Linked DNA regions of Homo sapiens: region 1 is linked to region 2. Evidence: chromatin loops called from intact Hi-C (ENCODE). Cell type or tissue: body of pancreas. All regions are shown on one strand. Links, peaks and the distances in the headings refer to the core of each region. The heading gives the core; the rest is flanking DNA.

The links. Peaks named below come from ENCODE experiments on the same cell type or tissue, not always from the same donor. Only the 100,000 strongest peaks of a DNase experiment are listed, where the experiment ranks them.
Region 1: it touches region 2 in a loop (2.4-fold over the local background); 31 of 110 quality-filtered maps call a loop at or near these places.

The regions. Positions count from the first base shown.
Region 1 is chr10:125,727,930-125,744,423 of GRCh38, reverse strand. EDRF1 (erythroid differentiation regulatory factor 1) reads right to left here. Exons shown (of 25, transcript NM_001202438.2): 7 at 15,320-15,421; 8 at 14,945-15,066; 9 at 14,025-14,136; 10 at 10,873-11,020; 11 at 10,681-10,789; 12 at 10,241-10,352; 13 at 8,520-8,780; 14 at 6,435-6,506; 15 at 5,979-6,129; 16 at 3,773-3,961; 17 at 3,223-3,423; 18 at 1,148-1,366. Among named protein-coding and RNA genes, the nearest start is that of EDRF1-AS1, 16 kb to the left of the region's middle. In body of pancreas, for the core only: no CTCF peak of the experiment used is centred there; no DNase peak of the experiment used is centred there.
Region 2 is chr10:125,838,063-125,840,562 of GRCh38, reverse strand. DHX32 (DEAH-box helicase 32 (putative)) reads left to right here. Exons shown (of 11, transcript NM_018180.3): 9 at 1,375-1,562; 10 at 2,176-2,357. It also overlaps a transcript of BCCIP not described here. Among named protein-coding and RNA genes, the nearest start is that of BCCIP, 16 kb to the right of the region's middle. In body of pancreas, for the core only: no CTCF peak of the experiment used is centred there; a DNase peak (open chromatin) is centred at 1,172; H3K27ac peaks cover 1,431 bases.

The DNA of each region.
Region 1 (16,494 bases), core at 8,037-10,536, 100 kb after region 2:
CTGCCTGAGGCCAGGAGTCCGAGACCAGCCTGGGCAACCCAGCAAGACTTCATCTCTAAAAAAATTTTTAAAAATTACTTGGGAGGCCGAGGTGAGAGGATTGCTTGAGCCCAGGAGTTCGAGGCTGTGGCAAGCTATGATTATGCCACTGCATTCTAGCCTGCGCGACAGAGTAAAACCCTGTCTCAAAAAAAAAAAAAAAAAGAAACAACCAAAACCAAAACCAAAGGCCCACAGATGTTCAGCTTACCTGCTCACCTCAGTTCTACCTCAGCCCCTTTCTGTTCTGTCCCTGTGTCCAGGCTTTACATTCTTATCTATTCTCACGGCTTCAACTATTACCTTTATGTGAATGGTTCTCAGTCTGTCTCACTAGCCCTACAGCTCTTAGCACACTTCAAATTGACTACAAATTATACCTTTCACATACATGTTCCATAGTGAACTCAAATTCAACATGGGCCCAAATGGTTTACCATCTCACATCTTACTTACACCATCCCACATCTTACTACGCCATCCCACATCTTACTTACCCACTATCCCACATCTTCCTCACACAGGCCTCTTGCTCCCTCTAAACGTACACTTGCACCCTTTGAGATCCCTGGCTTCTTCCTCACACCGCCTCCTTGGTCTGGAGTGCCCTCCTTTCCTCACATTTGCCGGCTGATGCTCTACACATCCTGCATCACCCTGCTCAACAACACTTTCCCAAAAGCCTTCTAACTTATAACCTCCATAAATGTCTTATTTCCCCAGTCTCCCATTATACTTCGTCGGTACTCATCCACAGCATTTTGAGGCTTTGTGTTCCTATCTAGCTTCCCAACATGAAGAGAGAACCATATTTTAGCCAGTTACATATCCAACATAGAGCCTGGCACATGGCTGGATGTCCCATTTGCTTCTGAATTGATCAGATGGAGTGAGTACAAAAGTAAGAATGAAGAACATTGAAATAATTCATTCCAAGGGAAAATCATGTGTTCCTAATTCTATTTCTTAAGAATAATAAGAGGTTCTCTAATAGAGCACCTCTTTATGATATAAAATCAAGTGCCACAGTTCTTTGCTTGACTCATACAAAATTAGCATAATTTTCTGAGAGAACAAGCAATAGAGAGGAATCTAAAGAGATACTCACCTAGTCTCTCACTCTGTAATGCAGCAGCCTGATTCATGTAAAACACACCAATTTCATTTCTAATGTTACCCATTCTCTTTAATACTTGTACATAGTGTTCTGGATTTTGGCTTTTCAAGTCACTAAACTGCAAGATTTCATTAGCAGCCTCATAACATTTACAACTAACAGAGAGTTGACTTTCTAAGTCTGTAGACAAATCAGTTGCCCATGCAAATCCTGAAAAGAAAAAAGGGATACATCAATGCGAATCATGTGATTCCTTCTTCCTCAGTATCCAAATGAACCTGAGATTCTAAATTCTAAGTAATAAAAAATGCAATATAGTGTAAGTATACCAAGATTCAATCAATACAACAATATTTAAGTTTCATAATAAAGATCTATTTATTTATAAAATTATATTTCTTGGGATATTAATGTTGGATAAAAATATTTTCCTGCCTATGAATATCAAACAATTTCTGTGACCCAGGTTTTCCCAGGTACACTTGTTTATTAGAATGGACCTAAAGTTGTCCACTAATACAAAGTAAAGTTGCTATTTTTAACTAATGGAAATAGTTCTTGAAATAATGTCCCAATATTAACTTTAAGTCACTGAAGAGGCTGCTACAGAAGCCCTCGAAGATTAAAAATGCCATCTAGTGGGGACTAGAGTAAAAAGAATATTTAACTGAAATTGCTATGATGGGAGTAGTAAAAATACACCAAGGACTTTCCTACTACATTAAAACATGATTATTTGAGAAAGACGGAGAGAGGGGAAGAAAGGGCAAAACTATTACAAAATAACACATTTTTCCCTCTCCCCCAGTATACTCCTCTAGCTATGAATTGTCTAAAACTCTGGGAGGCAAACATCAAGTAATATTCAGTATAACAATTTAAGAGCATAATAAAACAACCCCATGAGACATTACAGAAGCACCTTCAGAAGACTCATCTTTTACTTCATTCACTGTGTTAATGGCAGCGTGGTTACACACTGTGCTGAGGTAAGAGGGAGGGATATCGCTGCTGCGGATCAGATTATTCTACTTCCCAGTTTTAAAGCCTGACAATTCCAAACAGAGTGACATATTAAGCAAGACAGGTGGCTATGAACTAACTTTAAAAACAATGATCACTTTATTTCAGCCCCAAGGAATCATTCAGAAGGTTAATTAACCTCCTTCACCAACTGTTATACCTTTCAAAAGGAAACCTATGGCTTTGTTAGCTGACTACAAGTGTTACCTAGAAGAACCTCATGAAAAGAAGAGTGTAAAAAGCTGACACAAGGCTGGGTGCAGTGGCTCGTGCCTGTAATCCCAGCACTTTGGGAGGCCAAGGTGGGAGGATCGCTTGAGTTGAGGAGTTTGAGACCAGTCTGGGGCAACGTGGTGAAACCCTGTCTCTAACAAAAATACAAAAATTAGCTAGGTGTGGTGGCGCATGTACTAGTCCCAGCTACTTGGGAGACTGAGATGGGAGGATCACTTGAACCCAGGAGGTGGAGGTTGCAGTGAGCCAAGACTGCCCCACTGCACTCCAGCCTGTGTGGCAGAGCGAGACTGTGTCTCAAAAAAATAAATAAATAAAATAAAATAAAAAGTTGACACAACTGTCTTCATATCTTACTTTATATTTAGTTCTAGTTATATAAACAGTAATTATAAAATACTTAAAAACCATTTTATACAAATACACAAGATCATGCTTAATCTTAAAATTAGGAAATGAATAAAACAGCAGGCCAGGCGTGGTGGCTCACACCTGTAATCCCAGCACCTTGGGAGGCCAAGGTGGGCTAGCCGGGCATGGTGGCGCATGCCTGTAATTCCAGCTACTTGGGAGGCTGAGGCAGGAGAATTGCTTGAACCCGGGAGGCGGAGGTTTCAGTGAGCCAAGATTGCACCATTGCACTCCAGCTTGGGCAACAAGAGCGAAACTCCGTCTCAAAAAATAAATAAATAAATACAGAGCAAATATCAAAACTCTAATATTTCTACCCCTTTTCTGAATACTCAAATAAGCATGAGCTAGACTGCACAGTCCCACTGTGAACCACGTGGTCCAAGCCTGTGGCACACCTTGGCAACTGGACTCTCTGTGAAGGCTATGCAGGATCTCCTGGTCTTCTTTTGTTTGGTAATGAAACTCTTCAAGGTGTGCTGCTCTATTATTTGCATTCTGGGCCAGCATTAGTTGGATATCACCACAAAGTGTCAAATATTGAGAGAGAAACAACAGCACTTCGGAAAGCATATTGGTGCAGAGGCAGCAATAAGTATCTGTTTAGAAAGGGAGGGAAGAAGAAAAAACACAAATGCAGAAAAAAATTAATGATCATAGGAAATATGAAGAAACTGTGTTACCAGCTGAACGCTTTGTAGCACTGTATCTATTCTGTTTATTTTAGGTCCAACAATACATATTACGGCTTCATGTAGTTCAAAGCAAAGAGATGTTAAACCACTGAGCAGAAACTAAAATAGAAGGTAACACACACAGGATTGGAAACAGTCATTTTAAAATAAAGATTTACTAGAAAAATAGGAGTAAACTTCCACTGTGATTCAGATGCCTTCTCTGTTCTCTCTTCCCAGTGCCTATTAAACATATTCATTTATAGTGGCTTACCATGGCTTTGCAAAGCTAATTTAATGTATCGTAATGCTCTTCCGTATTTCTGAAGACTCATGGCAGCATCGGACAAAACATAATAGGCCTTTGATGACTTGAGAATCAGCTGAAGTTTCATTTTATGTTGCCAAGAGCCAGGGATCATTCCAGATTGACTGGAATAATTGCCCTTCTGAAGGGAGCCCACTGTGACATGGAGAGAAAAAAAAAGACAGCACATTTCATTTGACTGTAAGTCTCATGCACAAAAAATATTTTCTGTTTCTTGATGGAAACACTCTAGACTTAGGTGACAAGACTGGTAAATACTATGCTTTACTGCTTAAATACACTGGAGTGAAATGGCCGTGTTAAAAGACTCTCACTTGGGAGTTCTAAGGCCTTCTGCTTCCCTGACATCGGCAACTCTGTCATTCTCTTCCAGTGTCACTGACATAGCTAACCTCATGAGTGACACCTGTCTCCTTTTTCCAGTCTATGTGTCAACCTGTCAAAGTTTACCTTCCTAAAGCACAGCTTAGATCAGCGTGAAAGCCTGTCCTCAAACATGAAAACGGCTTCTCCCCACTTAGCTAGTTGCATGTTTCTCAGTCTCACTTCCTACTTGTCCATCCTACTACCCATCAGCCAATGTTAAGTTACTGCTTGTCACCTATAAACATGCCTGTTTTTCCTATCTCCCATCTTAGTTTACTGTTTCCTCTACAAGGAATACTCTTTATTTAAAGTCCAGCCCATCGCTACCTTCTTTACTCAACAAATGATCATTTTTCTGCCAAGTACTGTGCCAGGCACTGGAAACTGTGACATGAAGTTATATGGCCTCTATCCTTGATAACATAAACCACAACAAAATATGTTAAGTGTAATTAACAGACAAAGAACAAAATACTGTGGAAAATTTTGCTCTGCAAATAACAAAAACACCCACCCCTTCCCCCAGCCTGAAGGTTTCTCATTTTTTAATCAGCTAGAACACAAGTCTTTCAAGGCAATGAAAGGTACTTAGTCTTCATTATGGTTTAATGTGTGTATGGATTTTTTTCCTCTGCTGATATAAGCATCATCTGTGAGTAAGAGGCATTGTGAGAAACTAAAATTAAGATGAAGTTCTTGTTCACAACCGTGTGTGTGCATGTGTGTGTAAAACCATTTAATGCTGGAACTCTGACATAAGGCAGGCTCACAGGACAAAGTGGTAAGAGAATCAAGTAATTCTGATGGAGAACAGAGGGAAACATGGAGATTCTGAGCTTGAGCAGGATTTTCAACAGGGGAGATGGAGAAGGAGACAGAAAAGGCATTTCAGAAAAAAAGAATGGCAAAAGTCCTGGTGTGATCTCCTTACTGCCTGTAGGCCGAAGCCTGGCATACCAGCAGCACTATATAAATGCTGGGGAAATAAATCTATTCCTCTCCTACCTCCACCATGTTTGTTCAGGAAAAGAAGAAGGGTCCAGAAAGCGCTTCCACTATGATTCAGATGTACTTCAAACATACAGGCTTTCTACACTTTTTTTTTTTTTAAACAATTGAAACTGATTTAAAAGGGGGAAAGAAATAAGGTTGGAAAAAGAAATACAACTTAGGTTAAAATAAGAAATTCACAACTTCTGCTTCGAAGTCCATATATTCTTCATGATGTTATATTCCTGAAGAACTAGATAATTTAAAAGTGACATTTGTAGCTTATTCAAGTACTGTGCAGTAACAACAGCCTACACTTCTATAGTGCTTATTATGTACACTGTTCTGAGCACTTTACATATATTAATCATTTAATCATTTAACAACCCTTTAAAGAAACCATTATTATCGTCTCCATTTTGAAAGAGATAAAAAGTGACTCAAAGAAGTGGAGCAACTTGCCCTCGCAAAGCCAAGATATGAAGTTAGGCAGTCTGGCTAAGTCTGTGGCTCCTACACGATCCAGCGAGAACTCCACCAGGCTGAAGCATTAGTTCCCCACTGTGGGTAACAGGAAGATGCAGGCTCCTTATGCTCTTATTAGAAATGTCCATGAAACATCAAAATTATCCTTTTTATATTTCAAATGAAAGAATACTACCCCTAATTCCAGTTCACAGGATATCTTTTTCTCAATGCCTTTCAATTAATGCCTTAATTGACATAAGTCTGCTGTTGATAAAGAACCAGTGTATTATTCTATTGAAGGCCTTATTTGCACATCAATTCAACTTACTTTTGTCCAAAAACAAGGCCATCTGCTTCTCTAGCCCCTCGGGACCCCCTCTTGAGGATTCATCTTCATATTTTAACGGGATTGGAGTGCTGGGGTCAGCTGCTGGAAGGTCGCTTTCTTTTTTGATGCTGCTATCGACAGATTTTAAACCCTGCAAAAAAAGGAAAAGCATTCACTATCTATCTAACTTCAGGTCAACTGAAAACTAAATATAAGACAGTATCTGGACTACTGAATACGTTTAGGAAAATTTCCATCTCACAAACAGACTTTCAAAAACTATGTTTGATCTGAAAGATTTGGGAAAAACAAATCTGATTTTCACTTTATGCTTAAGGAAAAAAAAATCGCAGCAGAACACAATTCAGAATAACATTTAGATACCAACAAACAAGTGTAATTTGCATAATCAAGTACAAACTTTACGAAAAAAGTGAAGACTAAACTTAAACTTACCTCTAGAACATAGCTAAGCACAAGTCTACAGCGCTCTTCTGTGTCATGGCAAACTGGAAATGCACAACTGGGCTTGAGGAACAAACATAAAATTATTAATACACTACCAATGTATTAAGGTCAACATATTGTTTTTGTTGAAGATTAAATTACTGTAAGCATTATCAACAAAAATCTTGCTTAAAAAGATCCTACAACATATATGTTGCTTTAAGTACTTACAATTTTAAATACAATTCTATTATGACAAAAAAGCAAGAACTAGAGTAGTAATGTTTTAGACAAATATAGACATCATCTAATAGGTCAGCTCCACTCATAATTAGCACCGATACTGGACAAAACACAATTAACAATTAGCGTCAATTTAGAAATAACAAGTATCACCAATATTCTCGTTGTTTAATTTATTTGCTTAATTAAGGAGCAAAAGCAGCTAGCAACCTCCAACTATGAAGGATATTATGTGTAGGGGCTTCTGTGAAGCATTTCATTTCGCTGAATCCCGTGGGGTTGGAATTACTGTTCTCATTGCACAGAAGAGAAGCATGCACAGACAGTTTAGCAATTTGTCTGAGGACACGGTGAGTGAGTGGGGAGCTGGGACCCTGGAGCTCATGCTGACTGTCCATACCACAAAGTCATTCAATGAGGATAAGGAAAGGCTAACTAAAGACATGTTTATATGAATACTAAGACTGCATTTTTTGAGTGCTTCAGATACGGAACAGAAAGTGCTATCTGTGAAAAATAGTGACACTAACTCATTACATCTTTAATTATTACCTAATTGCCCCGTAAGTCCATGGCCTAGTGTTACAATGCAGTTTTCCAGATACATGTAACTTTTGCAATCAATGATTATAACCAGAACATTTTTTCACTCCACTGTGGAAGTTCAAGCTGAAAGTGAACTAAAATTTAGATGGACAGTTAATGACTTTTTCCTGCAGTCATTTAGTCAAATATTTACTGAGCACCCATAATGTGTTCTAGACATGGGAGATAGAGGGTCTGTACCTGCAGGGAGCTTACGTTCTAGTGAAGCAAGACAAACATTAAGAACTTCAGGAACAGATAGGCTCCTTGAAGGACAAAAAAGTAGAGCATGCTTTGGCCAGAGTGGTCAGGGAACATCTCCCTGAAGAGGCAACATTTCAGTCAAGACTTAAGCCTTAAAAAAGGCAGCCATGAACAGACCTAGGGTAGGTACATTCCAAGCAGAAGCAACAGCAAATACAAAGACCCTCCAATGAGCATAATCTTGATGCTTTTGAGAGAAAAAAAACCCAGCATGGCCACGGCAAACCAATGGAGCAAGTGAAGGTCAGAAAGATGGTCAATGTTTTAAGGTGACAGACATAGCCCCTCAAAAACTTGCTTAGAGTTTCCATCTGAAAGTTACACTCAGTGCTTAAATTAAGAGATTATCTGTAAATACGACTGTATTTCAGTTCAGGGAACAGCCAGAACTCTTAAGGCTGGCCTGGATCTAATCATAGGGAGACGGTATGTTGAAAGGTATATACTGCCTGGAGATACACTGATGGTAGAGTCAGTGCAATCCACACAGGGAGAAATCTGTCTGGCCCTCTCCAGGGCAGAGACATGTCCAATACAACAGACATGACCACAAGAGTCACGAAAAAAGTACTGTCCTATATAGCACAGGGATAATGTACCAGAGCTCACCATATACAGTTCCAAGAGCCACCCCCTTCTCTACTCTATGTTCACCAAGCAATCTATATATGTCATTTCCCAGCAACCCCAACACCGGATAGAAGTGCCCTAGTAATGAGACATGACTATGACTACACACTGGTCACTGGAAAGGAAAATCCTTCACATAAGAATAGACAGACACCTGGTTTACACACCTGTCCACTATAGGCTTGCATAATGTGGGTCAGTTACCCTCGAACAATTATAAAACCAACTTTAAGAATTCAGAAAACTAATGATTACTAGATGCTAGACCATGAAAGGTTTATTGAAGTAATGGTATCTTTTGAAAGGCTAACTATATTCGATTAACAATTATGTTTCCTTGATAAAAATTTAATATAAATTCTAAAGGCTTACTCTGATTTGATGAATAGATTTGTATTTTTCTGGTACTGATAGTTCTCCAACAGACTTGATTATAGCTACTGCTTTGCTATCATCTGATGGATCAGAGCTGGTGCTATAGGATCCATTTTCATCACTGTCGGGCATCTCTTCCTCCTCTTCACTATAACTTTCATCAGAATTCTCATTTAAAGGAGATTCTGAATTTTCTTCCTTTTTAGGTTCATCCAATTGAAAAAGTTCTGAAAGCATGTAATTGGCGGAAGCAATAATCTTATGAAAAAGAGAGAAATATGTGTAAATTACTGTCATCAAAAAATACATGAATTTTACTACCATACTAACGAATTTTAGGAGGAGGTCTGCACACAGGCTGTTTCCACCATATAGACTGTAACACACACAGAAATGTTCCCAGTTCAAAGCTACTGATACTCTGGGTATGCTCTGCAAAATCTTTATAGGCTGATGCATTTCCTATTTCCCGAAATTACTCCACCCTGAGCCCTCCCTCTTAAAAGGTGTCAACTGAATTTCACTGGAGACAAACAAAAGCTTTTGAGTACAGAGTGTCATAACTAAAATATTAACAAAAATTTAATACCACCCTATGCCAAGTGAGAAACCAGAATTTTTCTTTACAAACTATAAATTAATTCAAGTTTCTCTATAATAGGTAACTAATATTTATCATATAATCTATGGTTCTAGAAAAAAAAAACCATTACATTAAAAAGGGAAAAGTCCATTCTGATATCTCTTAAAATTAGCATTTATATATGACCATTTAACCCATTCTACTATTTATCAGTTCTTAATCACAGACAATAGTCTTTAACACCATTTCTAACATCCAAATAAACCACTCAAGTTCCACTAAACACTGCCACCTCAGTCAGCAATTAGGTATTTCAGTCAGAAACAAAATGTTTTACTATTTTTCTTCAAAAACATTTCTGAGTTTGGTCTCTAGGATAATCTTTATCTCTAAATCAAATGTGGCTACAATTAAAATTACTTTGGCTCTTCAAAGAAAAATTGCGTATCTTACATACCTTTACTGATTTGAACAGGATACAACAAATAGCCTTAACAGTGAAAAATAAAGTTGTCAATCAGACAACCGAGGGTAAGGATGGTGTAAAACTGTTGGGAGCATGACTGAGGGAATATTTTAAGAGATGCTTTTTCCCCTTCTCTTTAAAAGAAATTTTACTGGCCTTTATTTAAGAGATGCTTTAATATCCTGAAGTGTGGAATGTGAACCCTATTTATATTAACAAAGTGGTAACAAGGTCTAATAGCGACAAAACAAAGAACTAAGGGCACTACTGTTAGAATTACATGAATTCTAAATTCATTGAGCAGTGCTGTCTGAGAGAAATGTAACATGAGTCACATACAGAAATTTTAAATTTTCTAGTAGCTACATTTAAAAAGTAGAATCTGTGAAATCAACTTAAATATATTTAATCCAATATATGTAATATTGCATTTCAACATGTAATAGGTACAGACATCCAATCTTCAAAATTCAGTGTGTATTTTACACTTACAGCACATGTCAATTCAGACAAAGCACATTTTAAGTGATCAACAGCCACATGTGCTAATGGCTACCACACTGAATAGGGCAGTTACGGAATATGAATCAGGAGGCTTTACTGTCTAGGTAACAATCTCCTATTAGAATGCTAGGATTGTTTTAGAGAATACATAAATGTTAATCTTACTTGAGGATGCCTACTTTTGTCCAGTAATTTCAGACAATTAAGAAGCAATGTTCTAATAGTTCCATAGTGTTTCTTATTTTGATTCTTCTTCATCATCATGTTGCAAGCAACCCTAAAAAAAGAGTTTATATCAACTTTACTGCCCATTTCATCGTTGTCTGCAAGACTCAAGTCTAGGAGTGCTCTTGTTTCTTTCCAACAAAGAGCTATAAGAAACAACAAAATACTAAACTTTACACTTTACCCACAACCCCCAAAACGTTTATACTATGGTGGCATAAGAAAGCTGAGTAATATTTGGTACAATGTGTACGTGTATTTTTCCCCCTACTATGAAAACCTAAAAGCATTTAAAAGCCTTGGTTTGGAAACTGTGACTGTATGCTTTAAAACTTTATATAATAGGCTACTTCTTCATCTTAAATTCTTAAAGCACTCACTTGTACAAGAGAATGGCTACCGGCATTGTGAATGGATTTTGGTATTTGTCTTCAGTTTCTTCACAAAGAGTAGTGAGGTCATAGAGCTTCACTATATCGCTGCCACTTGCTGAAAAGAAAAACAAAGAAGACTCATTTCACAGCAGTTACCCAAATCAATTATTGTTCACTCAAGAAGTATTAATAGCTTACCTTTAAAGAGCCAATAGGTATGTCCTTCTTTGGTACAATTAGATTTCAAAAATGATAAAATATTCTGTGCAATGTCTTTTATGACTTTAGTAGAAAAATTAGAATTTTCCAAATTGGGAATTTCTTCTGTCTTTATCATTTCATATTTCTGTAAAATACAGACAGATGGAAAGCAGTTTAAGAGAAAACCCAAGGAAACAACACCTTTCTTTTTAAAAAGCAACCAAATGCAGAAGTCCTGCAAACAGAGACCTATGTAGCATGAAAGTGTTTAAACCAGTGGTTTTTAATCTTTTTTCTGCCCCAGCCTCCCAAAGGAATCTCATCCACCCCATCAGCAAGGGCAGTTCACTATTGGAGTAATTTCAATGGAGAATCACTACCAGATTTAGAACCTCAGATTCAGGCATGATCTTATTTCTGTTCTAACATGGAACAAATCATACTGACTACTTTTATTCCACTTGAATGGTTTTCAACTGGGAAGATGGTAAATGAAGGTAGGCTTTACCCAGCAAGATTTTAAAACACATGTATTTCTGGCCTTTTTTTTTGCTAGAAACTACAGTCAGTGACTCAAGGAGAGAGAATCATTTAGGAAATTTTCCAGTAGACACCTCTCTTCCCTTCATCTATGGACTTTATTACTTCACAGGGATGGAGCAGGGGGGAATGGAGGTGGCAATAAGAGTAAAGGCTTCATGGACATTACTACCACTATTTTAAAAGTGCCTTTGCATTTTTCTTGTTTATCTTCTGTGCACACTCTCCTAACCATCTCCTACCACATTTTCTGAAGTACTCTAAAACTGGAAACTTCAAATCAACTGGAATGTAAGACCAAACACAATCGTCTGAGGTTGATTTTCACCCCACTTTGTTCATGTGAAGTCCCCAATGTTGATTATTTCCTTCCTTAAAATGCTCCTTTCCTGTATTTTAATCTGTGCTATTCTTGTTCTCCTTCTCTCTCTCTAAATGCCCTTCTATTTTTACCCCTATGAGGAGAGGCTCCAATGTCTGATTTTAATAGATTCCTCTGGTGATGAAATCTGACAGTATCTAGGCAGATGATGCTTCAATTTATTTCTCTAATGGCTGCAACTTCAAAATGCTCACTAGACATTTTTATACTTTCCTCAAACTGAACATGTGACAAAAACATATTACCTTCCCTGTCTAAACCAATTCAACATCCTTATCTCACTAAATGGCACCACCATTATTCTAGTCCCTAAACCCTGGAATCTCCTTTGACTCCTGTTCCCCTCCGCCTTGCTAACGCTTTATCTGCCTCTCTCTTTTCTCTTGCTCCCCACTCCCACCCCAGCCTCTCACTAAATGTTGCCATTTAGGGAGATGGTCTAACAGTGGTTTTCAATCAAGACTGCAAACCAGAATCATACAGCAGACTTTCAGAAAAGACAGAAGTACACATCCTACTGATACTAGAACACTGGGGGCCCAAGCAAGTGCATTTTTTCAGAGACCACAAGTGATTCTGATGCACAACCAGGTTAAGAATCACTGGGTTGGAATATAACGGTTCAAAGCATGTCCTCAGCCAGAGAGAGGCACAAAGACTGGCACCGCCACTCACTACTAAGTTGACCCTGGGCAACTCACTTGAGCTCCTTGATCCTCAGTCTCTCTTTCCATCAAATAGGAATAACAGCATGTGAGGTAGCTAAGAAGATCAAATAAGGTAAAGCATTTAAAGCATTCAGCAAAGTGCTTGGATAAAATAAGCACTCAATAAATGCTATCTATTCTTACCATTGTTGATTCTTAATAGTTCCTCTCTAGTGGAAAGTACATTACACTATCTGCAAAATGGTACAATGCCTCTGGTTTTCTTGTCTCTAAGTCCTCCTTTTCTGTCCTATATGCTATCTCTAAATTAATATTCTAACACAACAAATTTCCCCTCCTAGATGCAAAGCCTTCTGATTCCAGATTACCAACTGAACCAAGTCCATACTCCTTAGCTCAACATTTAAGATCTCCATCATTTGACCATGACTTTTCCAACCTTACTTGCAGCTATTCTGCTACATAAATCCTGTGTTCCCTAGCTGGATTTATTATCAATCCTTTCATGTATTTACACTAGACTTTTAAAATCCAGCTCTTATTTTTTGAGATACTAGCTATCATTCAGGACTCAGTTAAGATGTCCCTTCTTCCACAAAGTCTTTCCTCCAGACCTGAATGGAAGTGCTCACCCCCTTCTCTGATGATCTAGATTTCTGTGTGCTACACTTCTAATTCTTATCTGTCTCCTACTGTTCTCTCTGCATATTATTTCCCATTAGATTATCTCTTTCTGAATAACAACCAAGCTTATTCTTTGTTTTCCTTCAACAATTATTTATTGTTTAAATTCTCAATTTTTTTATTTTTTTGAGACAGGGTCTTGCTCTGTCACTCATACTGGAGTGCAGTGGCACGATCATAGCTCACTGCAGCCTCAAACTCCTGGGCTCAAGTGATCCTCCTGCTTCAAGCCCCCAAGTAGCTGGGACTACAGACATGTACCACCATGCCCAACTAAGTGTGTGCGTTGTTTTTCTACAATTAGGGTCTCACTACGTTGCCCAGGTTGGTCTTGAACTCTCGGCTTCAAGTGATCCTGCTGCCTCAGTCTCCTGAGTAGCTTGGGATTACAGGAATAAGCCAACACGCCTAGCTTCCCCCAACACTTATAATGGGGATACGTGTCTTCTAAACAGAATATGCTCAATAAGAATTTGCTATATAAGCTATCCACCATATGCAATTTTTACAAGACCTTTCCCTAAAACTTTGCATGTACTGAGTAGATATTTGCATAACGAAGAAACGCCTCCATTGTGTAGACACTTTCAGTTAATTATTAATGAGAGCTTGGCATTAAAATTAGAGTTCTATGGCTACAAATGCAGGTTTTCATATATTTATGAACTTCCTCCAAATTACCTGTAAAATTATACTTCTATAACATCTACAATTCTGTTATCACCAACTTAAATGTACACTCAAATTCAGTTTATTCACAGCTATCTTCCCTGGCAAAAATGCACCTTAGTACTTCAGGGCCGTAAAGACTTTGGTGAGGAACTCTCTGTACCAATTTGCATTTGAGAGATCAGAAAAATCACACTGTATCTTACCTGTACAATTCCATTTACATGAAAACACATCACAAGCTCTGGCACATTGCATATCAAGTTGTCCAACCAATAGTCAATTCCAGTTAGCACATTAATTGGTTTGTTGTTATCCCTAAAAATATACATTTCTAGTGTTATTTGGTTTAATTAAGATGTTCCTTAATTAATCATCTGAAAGTTATTTCACCATTTAAGTATCTTAAGCTGTCCTCTCTAGATAGAAAATGCCATCTATGCTTTCTTTTCTGATAAGATATGCACATGCAGCTCAGTGGTTGTGCTATATTTAACATCTTTCCAAAAGCTTGCTTGTATTTCTAACTGACATTGGTAAGTTTTCAGTAAGAATAGAAGACAATATAATAGGAAAGGACGGTGAGCCTACTGCCTGCTCCTCACACACAACTTGAAGAAAGACTGAACACCATACAAGACCATGCTTAAGTTGGAATTCACATTGGCTAATATCAACAAATACACGTGGAGCATTAAGAAAAATGCTCACAAGTAGTTAGTAGGAATCTAACTAATTAAATAAACTCTCTTGAATATTCTCACAAGTTGTAGATTCAGACCTAAGACTAGGCCAGTCCAACAAACCTCTGGCTCTATTCAATGAGGTCTAGAATGAAGACTCAGCTATAGGCCTGCCTTTCAGCATCTGCTGACAGTAGCTCCTTCCTTAATGTGGCCATTTCAACTGGCAGGGGAAGGAGGGAGGGGAAAAAACCTAGAGAAAGAGGAAGATGCCCAAATAGATGGAACACTGATTCTTTTTTGAGACGAGTCTTGCTCTTTCGCCTAGGCTGGAGTGCGGTAGCATGATCTTGGCTCACTGCAACCTCAGTCTGATGGAACACTGATTCTAAAGGAAGAATTTAAATACCATAAGCTTGAGGAGGGGTATGATGTTAGTTCACCTGAGACGTAAGCTGACTGCTGGGTATCTGCCTCCTCCAAATATGGGCATGTTGGAGCCGACCAACATATGGATATCTTCAAATGTCCATAGAATATTCCGAACAAAATCATTTTTAAGACCCTGTGATTTAAAATAGGGAGGATTATAATAAACAGTCAATCTGTAATTTCCCCCCATGATCCATAAAAAGACTAGAAAAAGGAAGAGACAAAGAAGACAAAGTCAGGCCCCAGAGCTAAGATCACAAAGATGCTTAGAAAGCAGTTTCAGGATCAAGTGGAGTTTTTCCCTATCAATTTCGACTTAGGCTAGTTTTGAAATGACAAAGTAGACTGGGGATTTGCTGTCACCTTGGACACCATGGAAAGCATACCTGACTGTGCTCCCCGTCATTGAATAAAGTAATCAGGTTTTGTTCTTTGGGGGCTGAGGCCACATGCCCCACTATGTATGAGGGTTCAAGAGGCTCACTTCCCTGTGAAAAGTGCAAGGATAAGGAGTGATTCTGCTGTCAACATTTCTTAAAATTGACCCACTTTTGAGAGTATCACCTAAATATTCAAAGCACACACTTCAAATCTACCATTGTGAATTATTAGGCCAATACAAATAATAACACGCCTCATTGGGTGGCTTGCTTTGGCTAATGATCATAGCTACTATAAGAAGCGAATCACATTTAGATCTTACTCAAGAGAGATAGATTAAAGATTATTCTAAACTTTCTAAGTTTTTCATTTTTCTCTTTTTTGGTGCATCTGATTACCACTGCTCTTTCAGCCTACTCTATCTATATTGAATTTAAAAATTCCTAAGAAACTGGCCAGGCACGATGGCATGTGCTTGTAGTCCAAGCTATGTGGGAGGTCGACAGGGGAGAACTGCTTGAGCCCAGGAGTTCGAATCCAGCCTGGACAACATAATGAGAGTCTGTCTCTTAAAAAAAAGAAACCCTAAGAAATCTTACTCAGCCACAGTTTGAGATACTCATTATCTTAACAGTCTCCAGTTTAGCATTTCCTGATGAGTGTTTCACAGAACACTAGTTCCTGGGAAACTGAATGAAAATTTTCCAGAGTCAGGTTTGAAAGATGACGTTTACCAGGTACTCACTTTTGTGGAGTAACAATATTTATTGATATTAAAACAATAAATATATAATAAGTAATCCTGCAATAGAAAAATCTACTTTATCTTTGTAAAAACCAATGTTTCCCAAATGTATTTAATCTCAGAACACTTTTTGTTCTTAAGATATTCTCTGGAATACTTTTTTTTTTTTTTTTGAGACAGAGTTGCCCAGGCCAGAGTGCAGTGACATGATCTCAGCTCACTGCAACCTCCGCCTCCTGGGTTCAAGCAATTCTCCTACCTCAGCCTCCCGAGTAGCTGGGATTACAGGCACGTGCCACCATGCCCGGCTAATTTTTTTTTCTTTTTTTAAATAGAGATGGGGTTTCGCCATGTTGGCCAGGCTGGTCTCTAACTCCGGGCCTCAAGTGATCCACCCACCTCGGCCTCCCAAAGTGCTGGGATTACAGGCATAAG
Region 2 (2,500 bases), core at 1-2,500:
GACGGGGGACACAGACTCGTACATGGGTCTTTGGAGGAAGACAAGAACAGCCACCTCTACGTGCCCACTGTCAGAGTTGTGCTGTGCACCTTCCGTATCCTGGCACATTCACCACGTGCATGCAGAGAGGCTGCAGAGCTCCAGATACTAGTGCAGAATAGGTAGGCTGGGGTGCTGAGGGGAGGCTGCAGAGTTGCTGACGGAGCTTGATAGAGGAGAGCAGAGGGTGTCCAGAGAAGAGAATGGCGCATGTCAAAGCAAAGCCACAAAGTCCTTTGTATGCCTGAAGGGCAGTGGGTAGCTTACCTGTCACAGGAAGGTACTCAGAAGTCAACTGGAAGCTGCTATGCAGACAGAAACAAGAGGAGGGGGCAAACAGGGCAAAGCAGCATAGCAGAGGCTAGAGCCACCCATAAAGGGCAGCCAGTAAGGTCCCTCCCTGACATTTTCCATGAAGCATCTTTTACCTCCTTTGTTCTGAAAGATGGTGTGAAAATATGTGAAGTAGTGTGAAAAATATGACAGCAATTTGAAAGACAGAATTGTATAAAGAACAGGGAGTTAGTGTTTCAAAGCTGAGAAGAAAAAGTTGTCAGTGGAGCCAGCAGGTACACAGGAATCTGGTGGCACCTTTTGAGGGCATGCTGAATGGGTGACACTAAGTACATGCTGTGGTTGCTCCGAGCAGCATGAGTGGACAGGACAGGGTAAATGAGGGTCTTCTGTCCATGGTGCCATGGCCATGTACATTCCCAGGTCCATCTTAAGTAATTACAGGTGGCCAGAAAGACTAACTTCAAACTCACCCACATGCCTGAATTTTAAGATAAAAGTTACAGCTAGGGTAGATAGATGAGCTTAACTATAACATAATTAATTCCCAAATCAACCTGGTAGTAATCCTGTTCTTATCATTAAATAAAATATGAGATATTTTCATAGATCAGAGGAATTTATACTGTGGGCTTTTTCCTGCCTAGTTTGATTAAATGGGACCACATACATACATGCTGTATGCATAGAGACACAACATAGATCTTACAAAATCCTCTCTGGCCTTTATGAGCCACGGGTTAGTGAAATACATCTTCAGTCACCACTAGGAACAGTTTCCACAGTTGGCTGGGATCACAGAACCCCAGCAGGTGGCATGGGTGCTGTCGGTGGCACCGTCTCCCTTCCTGGTAGTGCCCTGACAGCTGACCTTGCAGCCACCAGAAATCCTTGTCCTTGCTGCCTTCCTGCCACTCACCTACGTGGCCTCCTTTGTAGGAGAGGAGAGCACAGGGCTTAAAGATGGCAACTGCCTGGCCTGGGCTCTTCAGAGCTTCTGACAAATCATTTCTAAATAGCCTTGTGTTCTTTCCCTCCTAGACTGTGTGGAAAAGTGGTGTCGTGATTACTTCCTCAACTGTTCAGCACTCAGAATGGCAGATGTTATTCGAGCTGAACTCTTAGAAATTATCAAGCGAATCGAGCTTCCCTATGCAGAACCTGCTTTTGGCTCCAAGGAAAACACTCTAAACATAAAGAAAGCTCTTCTGTCCGGTTACTTTATGCAGGTGAGAAGGGGTGGGGTCACCTCAGCATAGGCTCTGCTGAATTGCACATACTCAGGATATGCTGCCAACAATGGCTTAGGATGATGATTTTGACATTAAGTAAAACTAAAAATCCATGTTATTATTAAAGATTTGGTACTTAAGTATCCTTCCCCTCAAGGGAATAAAGGGCCAAGGCAGAATATGTAGTCTTAATGGAGAAAAATGACATATCATTATGGATTTCCTCATCTGTAAAGTAAGGTTCCTACATCACAGGGTCATTGCGTGCTACACACCAAGTGTAAAGCACTTGGCATTGGAGTGTATGTCGCCCATAGTATGGTGGGTAGCGTGCTAAGTTTCATCTCATGGCCAAAACATTAACCTCACAGCTGCACTGTTTTAGCAGTGCCCTGCTGTTGCTGAAGTTAGTTAACATCACTGTCTCAAAGTTTTAGGCAAAACATGCTTATGGCTTATTTTCTACATGTGAAAGTAGGAAACATGAGTGGCAAACGTTAGTTTTAACTATCCCGTATAAAATACTTTGGTATTTTTTTCAACAAACATCTTTGTATAATGATCTCCATATTAATACAAAATCTTTTTTCTTTAAAATTCTGCCTTTCAGATTGCTCGGGATGTTGATGGATCAGGTAACTACTTAATGCTGACACATAAGCAGGTTGCTCAGCTGCATCCCCTGTCTGGTTACTCAATCACCAAGAAGATGCCAGAGTGGGTCCTCTTCCATAAATTCAGCATTTCTGAGAACAACTACATCAGGATTACCTCAGAAATCTCTCCTGAACTGTAAGTTTAATGGAGAAGAAAGGGTTGTATTTTTTTTTTAATTCATACCTGTAGGAGTAAATGACAAATTTGGCTTTTATTCTTAGTTCTAAAGTTTATACTGATGCAATCTTAATTTACGTTGACAGTACCTACTAAGGGCA